2 separate regions of the Mus musculus genome follow, and region 1 is linked to region 2. Evidence: chromatin loops called from intact Hi-C (ENCODE). Cell type or tissue: gastrocnemius. All regions are shown on one strand. Links, peaks and the distances in the headings refer to the core of each region. The heading gives the core; the rest is flanking DNA.

Region 1 (9,668 bases), core at 504-8,503, 60 kb after region 2:
TGGACATGTATTTTTGGCTTGCCAAAATTGAGCATTATAGTGCAAAATAAGGTTAAGGAGTAGTTGACCTAGCAGGAGATGGGAAGGAGGAAGGAAAACTATTGGGGCTTTTACAGTGATGGGGCTTTTATAATACTGATATGAATCAACATCAGTGACAGGTCCCTAAGTACAAAGTCCCAGAGGATGAAAAAGACAGGAAAAATTATAAGGTAGAAAGTATAGAAGCTGGGGTGGGGAGGCCTTGCAGAAGTTGTCTTATACCAAGTAAGCTTCCTAACAGTAGAACCTTGTGTACTACTTACAGTGGAAAACAGAAAGAAATGGGAAACTTCTATGAAGTCATCAGAAACTCTCACACAATGGGACAAACTCAGGAGGCGATACTCAAGGCATCTTAAAAACATACTGACTAAGCCTACAATGGATTTAGGACTGAAAACCACAGCCCCAGGTGGTGGGAAGAACTGTATTTTCAAAATCTGAAGCCACCCCTCCCCAATGTCCCTGACCCCAGACCATTATCAGCTCTCATAAGCATATTCCTGGCTTTAAAGAAGGAGCTCCATTTGTTTCTCAGTACATCAGGGTCTGCCAGGAGCCTCCCAACCTGGGGTGGGGTAGTAGTGGAGTTACAGAATAGGAGTCTGGTAATGGCTTTAAAGACTTAGGGTCTTGGGGCTTTCCAGCTCTCTAACTGTACTGAAATGCTACTGATGATGTCTAAAAAGTCCTAAAATCTTTCTTGCTCTTTCTGAGGGTAAAAGACTGCTGGCTGAGGTAGCCTAACAGGGGAGGATTAAGCAATGTGGACTTTGCTCTATGTCAGCAGGAACTGCTGGGCTCTAACTTTCAGCCTGCTATTCCAAAAATCTCAAAGAAAAAGGGAGGGACACTTAGAAAAGCTATTATAACATTTATTACTAAGTTGTAAAAAGTTTCCTATGAAAGTTATCTAAGAGGAAAATCAAAAAGATCCTAATTGGGGAAAGTGAACAATTCTCAAAGTGGGGACAGGCAAAAAATTCTAGTCTAAGTGCAGAAGGGCAAAAATTCTTCTTTCTTTTTCTTTTCTCATCTCTCTGTCCTCAGTACTTATCAGAGTACATGATCACATGTTACAAAGTTTATCACAAGTTCGCAGAAAAAATCAAATCATAAACTGAAATAGAAGTTTACAACAGAGAATGTTTACATGCATATTCATTAGGAGTAATTACCTAGCAAGCATCCATCAATTGTCTCATCTCCACAGGCTCAATGAAGGTTTAAAACCATGACTAAGTTATAAGTGAAGTTCTGTATAGATAAACCCAGTCAATACTTTATCTTCTGTCCTAGCACCTATAATAAATCATTAGTTCTTTTTTTATGACCTTTAGTTAATTATATTACAACCTCTTGGAATGTACTCTGAGTAGGAGAACGTCTGGTTGCCATCTAAGAGCAATTAACTGGTGACACTTGAGAGACATAATTTTAGGACTTCTTATGGGATCATCATTAAGACTTAAGTCATCTAGTTGTCTATATGACATCACTACAAGAGAGTGCATCTCCGTGGATCTGCAGAGATCTGCTCCTGAGGGGTGTGCTACTACTTAGTAATTGTTATATACCTTTAATAATAAATGGAAAAGCATATTAATAGCAGAAATATTTCCTAAAATGAGTCCCTCACATCCTTGATTAATAAGGATGCACGTCTCCCAGATTATATAATAATCCGCAGCAGCCAGTGTCAGGATGATCACCTGCTAGTTATTAGCTTGTCCCATTATGGCTCCTGACAAGGGCCTTAGGGAAAGCTCCCAAGGCCTAGGACCCAGGTTGTTACTGGTTCTGCCAAGCTTGTTCCTGGGTTTGAGAAAAAGCTATCATTCATCATATATGAGGGCCTCAGAGAAAGGTATGCTTGATAAGGCCAGCCCTCAACACAACAGTTTTGTCTCTTTTTCATAGACTTTCAAGACCAGTGTGATCTTCCCATGTGTCAGAACTATGCATTTCTCAAGTAAATTAGACCTTTATGGCTCACCAGGCCTTACTGTTGCTTGTGATCCTGTAATATCCCATTGAGCAGCTTGTTAGAGGCCTGCTCTTTAATATGAGGATTGGCCTGGTGGCTGGTTGTAAATAAAGAGTGTTTTCTTTATCATGGTTTAGAGCCAAATTTCTGTACAGTACTGGTGAACAAACATCTGTATCCTAGTATCTTAATCTCTAACAGGCTTGGTTAGCATACTACTTACCTGTGGGATGTTCTAGAGGCAGTTCTCCCTCATCTAAATTCTACCTTACCATCTCCTAAGCACTGGTAAATCCTTTCCATCACTGATTATACTCTTCCACATCAGAGTTTAAGATTGGATTGCTACCCAACACACTAGATGCCTTTTACAACCTCCACAAATTAACTCCAAATGGATCTTACATCTAAATGTCAAATGCCAGCTAACAGGAAACAAGAGTTTTGTTTTGTGCCTTCATGCTGGGTTCAGGCAAACTACAGCTACTTTTCCCCTGGTAGGTCTGAGACAAGCTGGGAGAAAAGCAGGAAACAAATGACAAACACTGTGGAGCACTATTGTTAGCTGGCACATCTTTCTCAGTGGGAAGGATGAAAAACAAAAACCTGTGCACACACACAGCTATTTTAGTAAAGATTCGCTTGATGAACAGAACTGATAGAATGAATCTCTGTATGCATGTTGAAAGTGAATTTATCTTAATTTCTCACAGTCTAACAGTGGCTGTCTACCAATGGAAAGTTGAATAATCCAGTGTGGTTCAGTAAATGTGGTTGGATGTCTCAGTCTTCAGTATATACTGGAGTTTCAGTGAAGTTGGCTTTTTAATGCCAGGAAAAGAAAGAAAGAAAGAAAGAAAGAAAGAAAGAAAGAAAGAAAGAAAGAAAGAAAGAAAGGAAGGAAGGAAGGAAGGAAGGAAGGAAGGAAGGAAGGAAGGAAGGAAGGAAGGAAGGAAGGAAGCAGGCAGTGGTGGCACATGCCTTTAATCCCAGCACTTGGGAGGTAGAGGTAGGTGGATTTCTGAGTTCAAGGCCAGCCTGTTCTACAGAGTGAGTTCCAGGACAGCCAAGGCTACACAGAGAAACCCTTTCTCAAACACACACACACACACACACACACACACACACACACACACACACACACACACAAAAGAAGAAGAATAAAGAAAGGAAGGACAGAAGGAAGTTGGGAAGTTGTTAGCCAGATGTAAGGTAGGTAGACAAAGAGAACCCGCTCCCATCTTCAGTGTCCTTTCTCTATGTAGGGTGCCGACAGAAGCTGTGGCCTAGAGTAAAGGGGGGTCTTATCACCTCAAAAAAATCCAGATTAAAGAAGGGTTTTCACAGTTCGAAAGCTATAAACAAAACAAAACCAAACCAAACAAAAAAACCCACCCCAGTACCCAAACTCTTTCAGGTTTAGTTAATTCCACATGTAGTCAGTTTGACTATAGGAAAAGCCTCAATGAAAGAATGGAGACAGATGTCCCCCCCACCCCCACCCCCGTGGTCAGCAAGGTGAGAATAGGAGTCAATTCCAAGGCAGTGATTTCCTTCAAGAAAGGAAGCACTGGGATTTTATTGAGGGAGTCTGGATACGTTCACATCTAGGTTTCCTACTCCTACACGTGCTAAGTTAGCCATCGTTGGACTAGTTGGACTACAGCCTGTGAAATATTCCAATAAATCCACTTTGTACATACCTAGATTCCTCCTATCAGGTCTGTTCATCTAGAGAACCTTCACTAATACAGTTCTATGTGCGAATGTGTGTTCAGCTTCCCACGGAGGAAGGTGTGCTGGCTAACAGCAGTGCTCCACAGGGTTTGTCATCTGGTTCCTGTTTGTCTCCCAGGGTTCACATACCTACCAGCTGAAAACTAGCTGCACTTTACCTAAGCCCAGCGTGAAGGACTCAACTGAAGTGAAATTAGAGTATTTTCCGGTTATTAGGGGTAGCTCTCTAGAGGATTCACTGATCCCAAGGCAGCAGAGAGTTCACTGGTCCCAAGGAGGTCAGAGAAGTTATGGGATGGGAGAATAAGGAGCAGAGGTGGGGAGAAAAAGCCAGCAAGGCAAGCTGGGAGAGAAAAATGCAGGGGAGTAGGGATTGGGAGGGGAAGTGGAGGGAGAAGGAGGGAGAAAGACTGGAGAGGGAAGAAAGGGGAGAGAGATGGAGACAGAGAAACAGAGACACAAAGAGTACAAAATGTCTGGATTATATAGGAAGGGCTTCTAGGAAGGGAAAGCCTGGCCGCTGGGCTGGGAGTTCAAGGTACAAGGTGGGGTCTGTCAACCTTGCCCTGTAACAGGTGGAGACTGAGGAGTGCTGGGAGAACCTGGAGGCCCAGCTCTAACCTTCCCAGCCTTGCGCAGACTAAGCAGACCTTGAACATTCGCCATGACAACCCAGGACAGAGACATCTGTCTTTGTTGAGGTGCAGGTTCTCATGGGAACTTAGCTGTTTTGGCTGCCTGCACTGACATTGCTCTACAACATACTGCAGCTGAAGAGGGGGATGGATTTTGTAGGTTTTCCCTTTATAAACGCAAACCTTATTATTAAATTTTGAGCCTTGATCAGAACCTTTGCTTGGCTTCATTCTTCTCTCACCCCAATACCTATTCATTTCCACAGGTTTCAGGTAAACCCAGTTTGCCCATGGCAGGTGGATGGCTCCTTTGGTATGTTAATAATATGCAGATCAGCCTCTGTTCCTGGGTCTCAATCCCAACAGCAAGAATACAGAACTATTCTTTGCCCATGACACAATTTAATTGTTAATATTCTGGGCACCTTTTCGCTTGTGGGACAGATTGATAAATCCCCTGCAGGTTGAGTAATGAATGGGCTATGCAAGCTCCCTACCTTGATTTAAGGAGGAAGAAGGCAAACAACCTAGTGAGTGAGGGAAGCTCTGGCTGACATCAGGCCCTGGCGATCACAGGGTTACTGCCTACCTAGGGGAGGAGCCAGCGGCAGAGTAGTGGCAGGGGACTGATGGTTCCTCCATGGGGCTGCGCGGGGAGACAGATCGGTAGCCTATTGGAGGATCGACACAAATACTACAGAATTGGAAATCCCTGCAGGTCTGGACTTGCAGCTTGTTGGGCTGAGAACCTCTACACCGCGTACCTTCAGCACACTCTAACCCTAAGGGAGGTGCTCCAGTCACTCAAGACTTGTTGGCCAATCAGAGTCTCTCGGCGGACCTGCAAATCAAAAGGAAGGCGGGTTTTTCCGGGTGCATTGGAGCCTGTTTCGCTTAGTTGCTGAGCCTACTTGATTGGTCCCCTGTTCTGTGCTCTCCGTCCTGAGGCTGAATGCTGTTTAGGGTGCTCAGGCAAGCTCCGAAGTTGCGACATGGTGAGCACAGGGTCACTGAAAACAATGGGGAGAAGCAGCGCGAGCTGCTAGTGTGGGTCTTTCCCTGCGCTGCGTGGGAATCCGCGGCCACCTGTGAGGTCCCCTGTGGTCCTAGCCACTCGCGGGTCCCAGCTGTAGCGTCTGAATAACTTCCCCGTGGGGGCTGCATCTGTGCTGAGCATTTGGCTTGTGTGTAGAGAGATCTTTGGCGTGATCCCATACTCAGAGAGTCCAACTTTCTACAAGTTCTGTTCTTAGCACTTGAGATTAAGGTGGACAATCCATTTGGAGTTCATTTTGTGGAGGTTGTAAAAGGCATCTCTTGTGCTGGGTAGCAATTCAATGTCAAGCTGTGATGTTAAAGAGTAGAATTGATGATGTAAAGGATTTAGTAAAGCTTAGGAAATAGTAAGGCACACCAAGTAGAATTTAGCTGAGGGAGGACTGCCTCACACCTCACAGATAAGTACTATGCCAACCAGGGCAGTTAGAGGTTAGGATGCTAGGATACACATGCTTGTTCACCAGCATTGTCCAGAAATCATAACAAAGGAAACAAACGATTTATAATCTGCCACTAGGCCCATCTCCTTATCAAAGAGCAGGCCTCTAACTAGCAGCTCAATGGGGCATTACAGGATCATAACCAACAGCAAGGCCTCTTGTGCCATAAGGTTCAGTTTTCTTCTTGAGAAAAACATAGTTCTGCCACACTGGCTAGATGGCATCTAGTGACAACCATTTGAAAACTTAAAAGAACAAAACAAAAAGCCCACAACCATTGCATTGAGTGCAGGCCTGATCCAGCTACACTTTCCCTGAGGTCCCCATGTCTGGAGCAGGCCACAGCTCCTTCTGAAACCCAACAACATGCTTGGCAGAGCCATTCACAGCCTGGGCCTAGTCCTTGGGAGCTTTCCCTGAGGCCCTGGGTATAGAGAAAACAGGGCTCCTTGACTTCGTTTTTTTTTTGTTTTTTGTTTTTTTTTTTGTTTTGTAGAACATTTTCAATATTTTCAATTGTTAATATTTTTAAAAGAGAATAATTATTTTAAGATATACTTCACTGTTATATCCTCCTTTTCATTTCTGATTTTATTAATTAGGATACTGTCTCTGTGTCCTCTGGTTAGTCTGGTTTATCTAGTTGATTTTCTCAAAGAAACAGCTCCTGGTCTTGTTGATTCTGTATATAGTTATTTTTCTTTCTACTGCTTGATTTCACCCCGGAGTCTGATTCTTTCCTGACATCTCCTCCTCTTGGGTGCATTTGCAGAGCTCCTTCTCTAAATTCAGGAATGTGCCTGGGAGCTGGTAATGGTCTGGGGCAGGGCCTTTGGGAGGGGTTGAATCAGATTCTGAGAGCACAACTTCCCACCATATGGGGCTGTGGTTATCAGTTCCAAGGCCACTAGAGGCTTGGTCAGAAATGTTTTTTAGAAACACTGAGTTGTCCCTTGTGCAGCAGTGTTTGATTAGCTTTCTCCTGAGTGTGTCCAATTGTCTGATGTTTCTGTGGACTTCATACTTTCTTCATCTTTCTGCTGACTTCAGAGGTGTCTCCCATCTCCTTCCTTTTCCCTCATGTCAATCGTGTACAAGATGGTATTCTTAAGAAGCTGACTTAGCATAAGCCATAGCTTGTGTAAGACCTCCCCACCCCAGCTTTTATACTCTCTACCTTTTCCTTTTCCGATGTTTTTCATCATCTGGAACCTTCCACTTAGGACGCTGTCACTAACCTGCTGTGTTAGGGCACTGGTGTCCTTAAGAAATGATCCTGGAATATGCTTGCTGTGCAAATTTCCCATGTGTCTTAGTGGCTAGACTTGCAGTCTCCAGTCTGTATTTAAGTTGTTCAAAACTTAACCTGGAACCTGAACCTAGAAGAGACTTAAGGGTGGCAGCATATGTGGAAGGCAAAATCCATCCTAGTCTGGTTCCTCTTTACCCTTAATCAGTGTAGCTGGTCTTTGCTACTTTATGGTTTCTTCTTTTTCCCCTCCCTTAATCCCCTTCCGTGACCCCCCCGCAACTGTTTCACCCCTTAACAGCAGACAGGAGAGAAACAGGGATGGAGGAGAAAGAGGTCCTTGAGTCGAGTTTCTGTCCTTGTACTGGATCCCCCAGCATGAGTCAAACAGTCTCTGATGAGGGAGCAAGGAACAAAATAGGAGGTAGAAGGAAGATGCAAAGCCAAGAATTAGATTTGGGAGAACTGCTGGTTAATACTTCAGCAGGAGCACCAGCAGCAACCACCAGCCTTGAGTTTATTTTTCATAGTCTTTTTATACCCCACAGAACCTTGGAAAGCAAAGCCACAAGCTAACAGAAACAATCTCCCGAAATATACACAGACTATCGGTTCTTTTCCAGAGGCACCTCCCTTGAGCCTCAGGTATACCTCCTCTTATCATTCCATGACTCATCAGACTGGGAAATCTGCCAACAGACCCTGACCCACCTTGACTGCCTGGGTACAAACAAAGAGTAGGGTCAGTTTTAAGGCATAAACAAAGTAGAAATGTAAGAAAAAGGGTGTAAACAAAGTTCCCCGGTTGCTGTATTCAGAGTCTTATCAAGATGATCAAGGTATGACAAGATATGAGGAACACATTCCTCAGCTGTACTTTTTTTGAGCTTACTTCCTTGACCTAGCCCAGTGTCAAATATTCTTGCCATTTTTTCCTAGAAGCGGTCCCAAGAACTCTCCCCACCTGGGAGAGTAGAAGATTCTAATAAAATACAAACTTACTATACTAGGGCTCTGTCTGCCCCTAGGGTGGGCTGGAAGGGGAGAGCTGGAAGGCCTGTGCTGTCTGAGTCATTTCATCTCTACTTCTCCAGTAGGAGAGCTGCTACTGTCTTCTGGGCAGCCTAGCAATCAGGAGGAGTAGCTTGCAGGTTCTTTCCATAATTCTCCTCTGATGCAGTTCATCAGAGAGCTGTGAGGGAGACCACAAGCCATGCCATTGTGATTGTGACAGCCACCAGGAAGAACAAGTTGGCTAAACAATCTTATTGGACTGTGATGGACTGTGAAACAGACTGTGTTTCTTTTGGTACATGTGGTAACCTGGGCAAAAGGCCTTGGCCTCTGTGTGCATTTCCTGGGGAGGAGGAGGTTCTGCAGCTCTGGCCATAGGAAGCTGTGTTGCTTATAATCTCACTGCCCGCTATGCACACACAAGCAGTGCTTTTGTTATGAGAAGATGAATTTCAAAACTGAAAATCTGGTTTGTAGAGGTTCTGAACATTTCATTGCAAATTCAGTTTTGTGTGATAAATTTTACAAATAGTTTAGAAACTGGTAGAGATGAGGTTATGGGGATCCTCCTTTGGCCATCTTTGATTAAAATCCTTTTTCCTCTCCACTATCACCAGTCACAATGACTGGAGTGATTCAGGGAAATTCAGTTCCAGGGTCGCCAAGGAGTTTCTGAGATGCAGAGGATTCTTAAGTGTGCATGGTGGTGTGCAGGTGGCTAGGGCAGATTCTAAATCATGTGCTATAATCCATGTGGCAGGACGCAGACATTAAATTATTCCTCAACCTTGGTTTGTGTGTGGGCTCATTGGGGCTGGGTTTGTGTGAGATCTCTAGTGGGTATTAGGTGCTGCAGAACCATAGCCCAGCTTTCTGATGACCTCCATACAGAGAGAGCTCTAGAGCCTCTGTTTGGAAGTGAAGTCAGTAGTGGCTGGAGGGTCAGAAATATAACAGTGAGGGATCACTTTTAGTTATTTTTGTGGAGTTGTGAAGTCTGTGTTCATTCCATTTGTATACACATGCAATCATTGGTAATATTAGTCATGTTCACATTTTTCCTGGCTGAGTTTCCTTAGGTCTTTTAATTGAAACCTGACTATAATTTGGGGCTTATTTTCTTGGCTTTTTTTCCTCTACATTTCATTATTTTTTCACAAATGTTGTAAAGCTTTTGATTGTTGTAGCTCTATGATAAGTATGGATGGAATTTATATTGTGCCAAAATGTGTACAATTTCTTTATCATCCTAGTGACAATTCTGAGATTTTTTCCCATGGCAGGTAGCTTTGGAATCAGCTTTCCTGTTAGGAGTTTTTTTTTAGATTGTTTAAAATTTATGCTGCAAATTAAACCTACCCAACACCCCCCCCCTTTTAAACATCACTATAATGGTGTTGTTTACAGTTGTAAGTGTGTGAAATTGAAGCTGATGTGAAATAATGTATAAGGCTATAGAAAGAGGACTTTAGCATAGACTTTAGTGACACAGAGTACATCAGAAT
Region 2 (9,668 bases), core at 1,181-9,180:
TGATCCGCCGCCCGAGTCCCCAAGCTACTAGCCTTGACTTGATCTTCAGATTGATTTCTGCTGTTCAACTTCAGATGCTCCTTGAGAGAATAATATATGTTACTTGTTTTAGTGTTGCAGTTATTATTAAGGCAGTATTTAATGCAATTCCGGTTGTTTCTTTGAAAGCATTTCTGTTAATGTGCGTTACCTCTTGATGTTGGGGAGATGTTGTGCGTGTTGCTTGTTCATTCCACAGATAAGTAAACAGCTCCGCCTGCCCCAGCTCTGCCCGGGTGTGGAGGAAGCAAGTGTCCTAAGCACCTAACTCTAGTTTTGTTACAAGTATAACTTAGGAGAAAAAATTGGTAGAAATAATGCAGTATGTTGCTAATTTGTAACCTACTTATAAACTCTGATTTATAACCTCACATACAGTATTCAGGGCACAGAAATCTTTTGATTGACTCAGTAAGTTTTGGCTTCCGTGTAACTTGCAAGTTAAAGTTAATTTTTCCAGCTCTTCTTTATCTCTATACTCTCTTAGTATTGGAATTTCTTATGTTCTTTCTTTTAGGAATTTGAGAGCACTGTGTTTGGGAGAAGTTAGGAAACATAAGGAATGAATGAAGCTGTTGAACTTGGAGATACTGTAGGTGCTAATACTGGATCTAATCTTTCAGATTTAATTTGTTTTCTGGGCCTTGTAGTTACTCAGTAAACCCCTTAGATCTGTGTAATAATTTAATTGTATAACCCTCATTTGTTCCTTTAAAGCCTATTCTAGTCTGTCTGCCTTTAAAACTTGTTGAAATAATGTCGCCAAGATATAAACACATTAGTAAAACTTTTCTTAAATAAAAAAAAGAGAGAGAGAGTCCATCTTCGTGGATCTGCAAAGATCTGCTCCTGAGGGGTGTGCTACTACTTAGTAATTGTTGTATACCTTTAATAATAAATGGAAAAGCATATTAATAGCAGGCATCTTTCCTAAAATGAGTCCCTCACAGCCTTGATTAATAAGGATGCACATGTCCCAGATTATATAATAATCCCCAGCAGCCAGCATCAGCCTGCTAGTTATTAGCTTGTCCCATTATGGCTCCTGACAAGGGCCTTAGGGAAAGCTCCCAAGGCCTGGGCCCCAGATTGTTACTGGTTCTGCCAAGCTTGTTCCTGGGTTTGAGAAAAAGCTATCATTCATCATATATGAGGGCCTCAGAGAAAAGTATGCTTGATTAGGCCAGCCCTCAACACAACAGTTTTGTCTTTTTTTCATAGACTTTCAAGACCAGTGTGATCTTGCCCATGTGGCAGAACTATGCATTTCTCAAGAAAATTAGACCTTTATGGCTCACCAAGCCTTACTGTTGCTTGTGATCCTGTAATGTCCCATTGAGCAGCTTGTTAGAGGCCTGCTCTTTAATATGAGGATTGGCCTGGTAGCTGGTTGTAAATAAGGGGTATATCCTTTATCATGATTTAGAGCCAAATTTAGGAACAGTCCTGGTGAACAAACATCTGTATCCTAGTATCTTAATCTCTAACAGGCTTGGTTAGCATACTACTTACCTGTGGGATGTTCTAGAGGCAGTTCTCCCTCATCTAAATTCTACCTTACCATCTCCTAAGAATTGGTAAATCCTTTCCATCACTGATTATACTCTTCCACATCAGAGTTTAAGATTGGATTGCTACCCAATACATGAGATGCCTTTTACAACCTCCACAAATTAACTCCAAATGGATCTTACACCTAAATGTCAAATGCTAAGCACAGAACTTTTAAAAGACACTAGAGAAACTAGGCCTCTCTAGGTTGGTATCCTGTCAAGGATGTTTCTACACACGAGCCGCTGATGGAAATGCTTTGTACAGACTCAGCCCCCAATAAGTGAAGTTATTCAGAGGCCACCTCTGGTTCCTGAGAATTGTTAGAACCACAAAAGACCTCCCAGGCAGCCACAACTCACCAGTTTCCCACCCAGCCCCAGGGAGGACCCAACACACCAGCTCCCCATGCCTACCCAGCTGCTCTTCCCGACTGTGGACAGTGAGTGTGTGCTAACCACTCCCCAATTTCAGAGCTTGCCTGAACTCACTTCCCATCACCCAACATCAGCATTCAGGGCATCTCTCACAGTACCATTCAAGCCTACTCAGCCACAGGACTGAACCTGCAACATGGCATCCAGGAGAACACCACACCTAGTCTGCCTGGCAGGTCTGCCTGGAGGCCCTGACTAGCCAGTGAGTCTTGAACACCTCCCTTAGAGTTAGAGTGTGCTGAAGGGACACAGCATAGTGTTTCCTGACCAAGTCAGACCTTTTCTTTCTCTACAGAGATTTGCTTTTCAGTAGCACTTGTGACTGCCCTCCAACTGTCCACCCATCTGTCTTCTCACCCAGCCACAGGGAGGACTCAACACTCCAGCTTCCACTGCTCAGTTAGTTGCCTGCTTCTCCCCTTTGTGTGCAGTGGCCTTGTGTTACCAGGTGGAGACTTCAGAGGTTGCCTGAGCTCCCCTCCCTGCACTTAATAGACACTTCTTCCTCTGGGAATCAAGGTAGATGGCTTGCATAGCCCAGTACTCAAGTTGTAGTGGCGTTATTAATCTGTCTCACAGGAGAAGGGTGCCCAGAATATTATCAATTACAGAGGGGTTTTAGGAAACAAGAGTTTTGTTTTGTGCCTTCATGCTGGGTTCAGGCAAACTACAGCTACTTTTCCCCTGGTAGGTCTGAGACAAGCTGGGAGAAAAGCAGGAAACAAATGACAAACACTGTGGAGCACTATTGTTAGCTGGCACATCTTTCTCAGTGGGAAGGATGAAAAACAAAAACCTGTGCACACACACAGCTATTTTAGTAAAGATTCGCTTGATGAACAGAACTGATAGAATGAATCTCTGTATGCATGTTGAAAGTGAATTTATCTTAATATCTCACAGTCTAACAGCAGCTGTCTACCAATGGAAAGTTGAAGAATCCAGTGTGGTTCAGTAAATGTGGTTGGATGTCTCAGTCTTCAGTATATACTGGAGTTTCAATGAAGTTGGATTTTTAATGCCAGGAAAAGAAAGAATGAAAGAAAGAAAGAAAGAGAGAGAGAGAGAGAGAGAGAGAGAGAAGAAAGAAAGCAAGCAGGCAGTGGTGGCACGCCTTTAATCCCAGCACTTGGGAGGCAGAGGCATGTGGATTTCTGAGTTCGAGGCCAGCCTGGTCTACAGAGTGAGTTCCAGGACAGCCAAGGCTACACAGAGAAACCCTGTCTCAAACACAAAAAAAAAAAAAAAAAAAAAAGAAGAAGAAGAAGAAGAAGAAGCAGGAGAAAAGGAAGGAAGGAAGTTGTTAGCCAGATGTAAGGTAAGTAGACAAAGAGAACCAGCTCCCATCTTCAGTGTCCTTTCTCTATGTAGGCTGCCACCAGAAGCTGTGGCCTAGAGTAAAGGGGGGTCTTATCACCTCAAAAAAAAAATCCAAATTAAAGAAGTGTTTTCACAGTTCAAAAAGCTATAATAAAAAAAACCCTCCTCAGTACCCAAAATCTTTCAGTTTTAGTTAATTCCACATGTAGTCAGTTTGACTATAGGAAAAGCCTAAATGCAGGACAAGATGAAAGAACTGAGAAAGATGCCGCCCCCCTCCCCGGTCAGCAAGGTGAGAATAGGAGTCAATTCCAAGGCAGAGATTTCCTTCAAGAAAGGAAGCACTGGGATTTTATTGAAGGAGTCTGGATACGTTCACATCTAGGTTTCCTACTCCTACACGTGCTAAGTTAGCCATCGTTGGACTAGTTGGACTACAGCCTGTGAAATATTCCAATAAATCCACTTTGTACATACCTAGATTCCTCCTATCAGGTCTGTTCATCTAGAGAACCTTCACTAATACAGTTCTATGTGCGAATGTGTGTTCACCTTCCCACGGAGGAAGGTGTGCTGGCTAACAGCAGTGCTCCACAGGTTTGTTATCTGGTTCCTGTTTGTCTCCCAGGGTTCACATACCTACCAGCTGAAAACTAGCTGCACTTTACCTAAGCCCAGCCTGAAGGACACGACCCAAGTGAAATTAGAGTATTTTCCGGTTTATTAGGGGTAGCTCTCTAGAGGATTCACTGATCCCAAGGAAGTAGAGAGTTCACTGGTCCCAAGGAGGTCAGAGAAGTTATGGGGTGGGAGAATAAGGAGCAGAGGTGGGGAGAAAAAGCCAGCAAGGCTAGCTGGGAGAGAAAAATGCAGGGGAGTAGGGATTGGGAGGGGAAGTGGAGGGAGAAGGAGGGAGAAAGACTGGAGAGGGAAGAAAGGGGAGAGAGATCGAGACAGAGAAACAGAGAGACAAAGAGTACAAAATGTCTGGATTATGTAGAAAGGGCTTCTAGGAAGGGAAAGCCTGGCCGCTGGGCTGGGAGTTCAAGGTACAAGGTGGGGTCTGTCAACCTTGCCCTGTAACAGGTGGAGACTGAGGAGTGCTGGGAGAACCTGGAGGCCCAGCTCTAACCTTCCCAGCCTTGGGCAGACTAAGCAGACCTTGAACATTCGCCATGACAACCCAGGACAGAGACATCTGTCTTTGTTGAGGTGCAGGTTCTCATGGGAACTTAGCTGTTTTGGCTGCCTGCACTGACATTGCTCTACAACATACTGCAGCTGAAGAGGGGGATGGGTTTTGTAGGTTTTCCCTTTATAAACGCAAACCTTATTATTAAACTTTGAGCCTTAATCAGAACCTTTGCTTGGCTTCATTCTTCTCTCACCCCAATACCTATTCATTTCCAGTTCCTGTTTCAGATAAACCCAGTTTGCTCAAGGCAGGTGGATGGCTCCTTTGGTGTGTTAGTAATATGCAGATCAGCCTCTGATCCTGGGTCTGAATCCCAACAGCAAGAAAACAGAACTATTGTTTGCCCATGACACAATTTAATTGTTAATATTCTGGGCACCTTTTCGCTTGTGGGACAGATTGATAAATCCCCTGCAGGTTGAGTAATGAATGGGCTATGCAAGCTCCCTACCTTGATTCAAGGAGGAAGAAGGCAAACAACCTAGTGAGTGAGGGAAGCTCTGGCTGACATCAGGCCCTGGCGATCATAGGGTCACTGCCTACCTAGGGGAGGAGCAAGCGGCAGAGCAATGGCAGGGGAGTGGTGAGGCCTCCCTGGGGCTGCGCGGGGAGACAGATCGGTAGCCTATTGGAGGATCGACACAAATACTACAGAATTGGAAATCCCTGCAGGTCTGGACTTGCAGCTTGTTGGGCTGAGAACCTCTACACCGCGTACCTTCAGCACACTCTAACCCTAAGGGAGGTGCTCCAGTCACTCAAGACTTGTTGGCCAATCAGAGTCTCTCGGCGGAACTGCAAATCAAAAGGAAGGCGGGTTTTTCCGGGTGCAGTGGCGCCTGTTTTGCTTAGTTGCGGAGCTGACTTGATTTGTCCCCTGTTCACTGCTCTCTGTCATGCCACTGAATGCTGTTTAGGGTGCTCAGTCAAGCTCCGAAGTTGCGACATGGTGAGTACAGGGTCACTGAAAACAATGGGGAGAAACCGGGGTCTGAGCGGCGCAAACTGCTGGGGTGGGTCTTTCCCGAAACTGCTTGGGAATCTGCGGCCACCTGTGAGGTCCCCTGAGGTCCTAGCCACTCGCGTGACCCAGCTGTAGCGTCTGAATAACTTCACTGTGGGGGCTGCATCTGTGCCGAGCATTTGGCTTGTGTGTAGAGAGATCTTTGGCGTGATCCCAAACTCAGAGAGTCCGACTTTCTACAAGTTCTGTTCTTAGCACTTGAGATTAAGGTGGACAATCCATTTGGAGTTCATTTTGTGGAGGTTGTAAAAGGCATCTCTTGTGCTGGGTAGCAATTCAATGTCAAGCTGTGATGTTAAAGAGTAGAATTGATGATGTAAAGGATTTAGTAAAGCTTAGGAAATAAATAGTAAGGCACTCCAAGTAGAATTTAGCTGAGGGAGGACTGCCTCACACCTCACAGATAAGTACTATGCCAGCCAGGGCAGTTAGAGGTTAGGATGCTAGGATACACATGCTTGTTCACCAGCATTGTCCAGAAATCATAACAAAGGAAACAAACGATTTATAATCTGACACTAGGCCCATCTCCTTATCAAAGAGCAGGCCTCTAACCAGCAGCTCAATGGGGCATTACAGGATCACAACCAACAGCAAGGCCTCTTGTGCCATAAGGTTCAGTTTTCTTCTTGAGAAAAGCATAGTTCTGCCACACTAGTGACAACCATTTGAAAACTTAAAAAAACAAAAGAAAAGAAAAGAAAACAAAAAACCCACAACCATTGCATTGTGTGTAGGCCTGATCCAGCTACACTTTCCCTGAGGTCCCCTTGTCTGGAGCAGGACACAGCTCCTTCTGAAACCCAGGAACAAGCTTGGCAGAGCCATTCACAGCCTGGGCCTAGTCCTTGGGAGCTTTCCCTGAGGCCCTGGGTATAGAGAGAAAACAGGGCTCCTTTACTTCGTTTTTTGTTTTTGTTTTGTAGAACATTTTTAATATTTTCAATTGTTAATATTTTTAAAAGAGAATAATTATTTTAAGATATATTTCACTGTTATATCCTCCTTTTACATTTCTGATTTTATTTTTCTGATTTTATTAATTAGGATACTGTCTCTGTGCCCTCTGGTGAGTCTGGTTTATCTAGTTGATTTTCTCAAAGAAACAGCTCCAGGTCTTGTTGATTCTGTATATAGTTCTATTTGTTTCTATTGTTTGATTTCAGCCCCGAGTCTGACTCTTCCCTGACATCTCCTCCTCTTGGGTGCATTTGCAGAGCTCCTTCTCTAAAACCTGGAATGTGCTTGGGAGCTGGGAATGGTCTGGGGCAGGGCCTTTGGGAGGGGTTGAATCAGATACTGAGAGCACAACTTCCCACCATATGGGGCTGTGGTTATCAGTTCCAAGGCCACTAGACGTTTGGTCAGAAATGTTTTTGAGAACCATTGAGTTTTCACTTGTGCAGCAGTGTTTGATTAGCCTTCTCCTGAGTGTGTCCCATTGTCTGATGTTTCTGCAGACTTCATACTTTCTTCATCTTTCTGCTGACTTCAGAGGTGTCTCCCATCTCCTTCCCTTTCCCTCATGTCAACTGTGTACAAGATGGTATTCTTAAGAAGCTGACTTAGCATAAGCCATAGCTTGTGTAAGACCTCCCCACCCCAGCTTTTATACTTTTCCTTTTCTGATGTTTTTCATCATCTGGAACCTTCCACTTAGGACACTGTCACTAACCTGCTGTGGTAGGGCACTGGTGTCCTTAAGAAATGATCCTGGAATATGCTTGCTGTGCAAATTTCCCATGTGTCTTAGTGGCTAGACTTACAGTCTCCAGTCTGTATTTAAGTTGTTCAAAACTTAACCTGGAACCTGAACCTAGAAGAGACTTAAGGGTGGCAGCATATGTGGAATGCAAAATCCATCCTAGTCTGGCTCCTCTTTAGCCTTAATCAGTGTAGCTGGTCTTTGCTACTTTATGGTGTCTTCTTTTTCCCCTCCCTTAACCCCCTTCCGTGACCCCCGCAACTGTTTCACCCCCTAACAGCAGACAGGAGAGAAACAGGGACGGAGGAGAAAGAGATCCTTGAGTGGAGTTTCTGTCCTTGTACTGGACGCCCCAGCATGAGTCAAACAGTCTCTGATGGGGGAGCAAGGAACAAAATAGGAGGTAGAAGGAAGATGCAAAGCCAAGAGTTAGATTTGGGAGAACTGCTGGCTAATACTGCTGCAGCAGCACCAGCAGCAACCACCAGCCTTGAGTTTATGTTTCATAGTCTTTTTATACCCCACAGAACCTTGGAAAGCAAAGCCACAAGCTAACAGAAACAATTTCCTGAAATATACACAGACTATCCGTACTTTTCCAGAGGCACCTCCCTTGAGCCTCAGGTATACCTCCTCTTATCATTCCATGCCTCATCAGACTGGGAAATCTGCCAACAGACCCTGACCCACCTTGACTGCCTGGATACAAACAAAGAGTAGGGTCAGTTCTAAGGCATAAACAAAGTAGAAATGTAAGAAAAAGAGAGTAAACAAAGTTCCCCGGTCGATGTATTCAGAGTCTTATCAAGATGATCAAGGTATGACAAGATATGAGGAACACATTCCTCAGCTGTACTTTTTTTGAGCTTACTTCCTTGACCTAGCCCAGTGCCAAATATTCTTGCCATTTTTTCCTAGAAGCGGTCCCAAGAACTCTCCCCACCTGGGAGAGTAGAAGATTCTAATAAAATACAAACTTACCATACTAGGGCTCTGTCTGCCCCTAGGGTGGGCTGGAAGGGGAGAGCTGGAAGGCCTGTGCTGTCTGAGTCATTTCATCTCTACTTCTCCAGTAGGAGAGCTGCTACTGTCCTCTGGGCAGTCTAGGAATCAGGAGGAGTAGCTTGCAGGTCCTTTCCATAATTCTCCTCTGATGCAGTTCATCAGAGAGCTGTGAGGGAGACCACAAGCCTTGCCATTGTGATTGTGGCAGCCACCAGGAAGAATAGGTTGACTAAACAATCTTATTGGACTGTGATGGACTGTGAACCAGACTGTGTTTCTTTTGGTACATGTGGTAACCTGGGCAAAAGGCCTTGGCCTCTGTGTGGATTTCCTGGGGAGGAGGAGGTTCTGCAGTTCTGGCCATAGGCAGCTGTGTTGCTTATAATCTCACTGCCCACTGTGCACACACAAGCAGTGCTTTTGGTGTGCAGAAGATGAATTTCAAAACTGAAAATCTGGTTTGTAGAGGTTCTGAACATTTCATTGCAAATTCAGTTTTGTGTGATAAATTTTACAAATAGTTTAGAAACTGGTAGAGATGAGGTTATGGGGATCCTCCTTTGGCCATCTTTGATTAAAATCCTTTTTCCTCTCCACTATCACCAGTCACAATGACTGGAGTGATTCAGGGAAATTCAGTTCCAGGGTCGCCAAGGAGTTTCTGAGATGCAGAGGATTCTTAAGTGTGCATGGTGGTGTGCAGGTGGCTAGGGCAGATTCTACATCATGTGCTATAATCCATGTGGCAGGAAGCAGACATTAAATTATTCTTCAACCTTGGTTTGTGTGTGGGCTCATTGGGGCTGGGTTTGTGTGAGATCTCTAGTGGGTATTAGGTGCGGCAGTGCCCTAGCCCAGCTTTCTGATCACCTCCATACAGAGAGAGCTCTAGAGCCTCTGTTTGGAAGTGAAGTCAGTAGTGGCTGGAGGGTCAGAAATATAACAGTGAGGGATCACTTTTAGTTATTTTTGTGGAATTGTGAAGTCTGTGTTCATTCCATTTGTATACACATGCAATCATTGGTAATATTAGTCATGTTCACATTTTTCCTGGCTGAGTTTCCTTAGGTCTTTTAATTGAAACCTGACTATAATTTGGGGCTTATTTTCTTGGCTTTTTTCCTCTACATTTCTTTATTTTTTCACAAATGTTGTAAAGCTTTTGATTGTTGTAGCTCTGTGATAAGTACAGATGGAATTTACATTGTGCAAAAATGTGTACAATTTCTTCATCATCCTAGTGACAATTCTGAGATTTTTTACCCTTGGCAGGTAGCTTTGGAATCAGATATCCTGTTAGGAGTTTTTTTTTTTTTTTTTTTTTTTTTTAGATTGTTTAGAATTTATGCTGCAAATTAAACCTACCCAACATCCCCCCCCCACTTTTTAAAC

Evidence for each region. A loop is a pair of places that touch in the nucleus more often than their neighbours do. Peaks named below come from ENCODE experiments on the same cell type or tissue, not always from the same donor. Only the 100,000 strongest peaks of a DNase experiment are listed, where the experiment ranks them.
Region 1: a loop joins it to region 2, with 2.7 times the contacts of the local background. A loop is called at or near these places in 16 of 42 quality-filtered maps.

Annotation. Positions count from the first base shown.
Region 1 is chr5:109,686,464-109,696,131 of GRCm38, reverse strand. 5430403G16Rik (RIKEN cDNA 5430403G16 gene) reads left to right here and starts at 5,298. Exons shown (of 4, transcript NM_001378588.1): 1 at 5,298-5,396. The coding sequence starts at 5,394. It also overlaps the pseudogene Vmn2r-ps23. In gastrocnemius, for the core only: no CTCF peak of the experiment used is centred there; DNase peaks (open chromatin) are centred at 4,717, 5,018 and 5,277; H3K4me3 peaks cover 1,275 bases; H3K27ac peaks cover 321 bases.
Region 2 is chr5:109,747,418-109,757,085 of GRCm38, reverse strand. 4930522L14Rik reads left to right here. Exons shown (of 3, transcript XM_011249625.2): 2 at 5,215-5,491. Among named protein-coding and RNA genes, the nearest start is that of 4930522L14Rik, 44 kb to the left of the region's middle. In gastrocnemius, for the core only: no CTCF peak of the experiment used is centred there; DNase peaks (open chromatin) are centred at 5,096, 5,427 and 5,576; H3K4me3 peaks cover 1,693 bases; H3K27ac peaks cover 951 bases.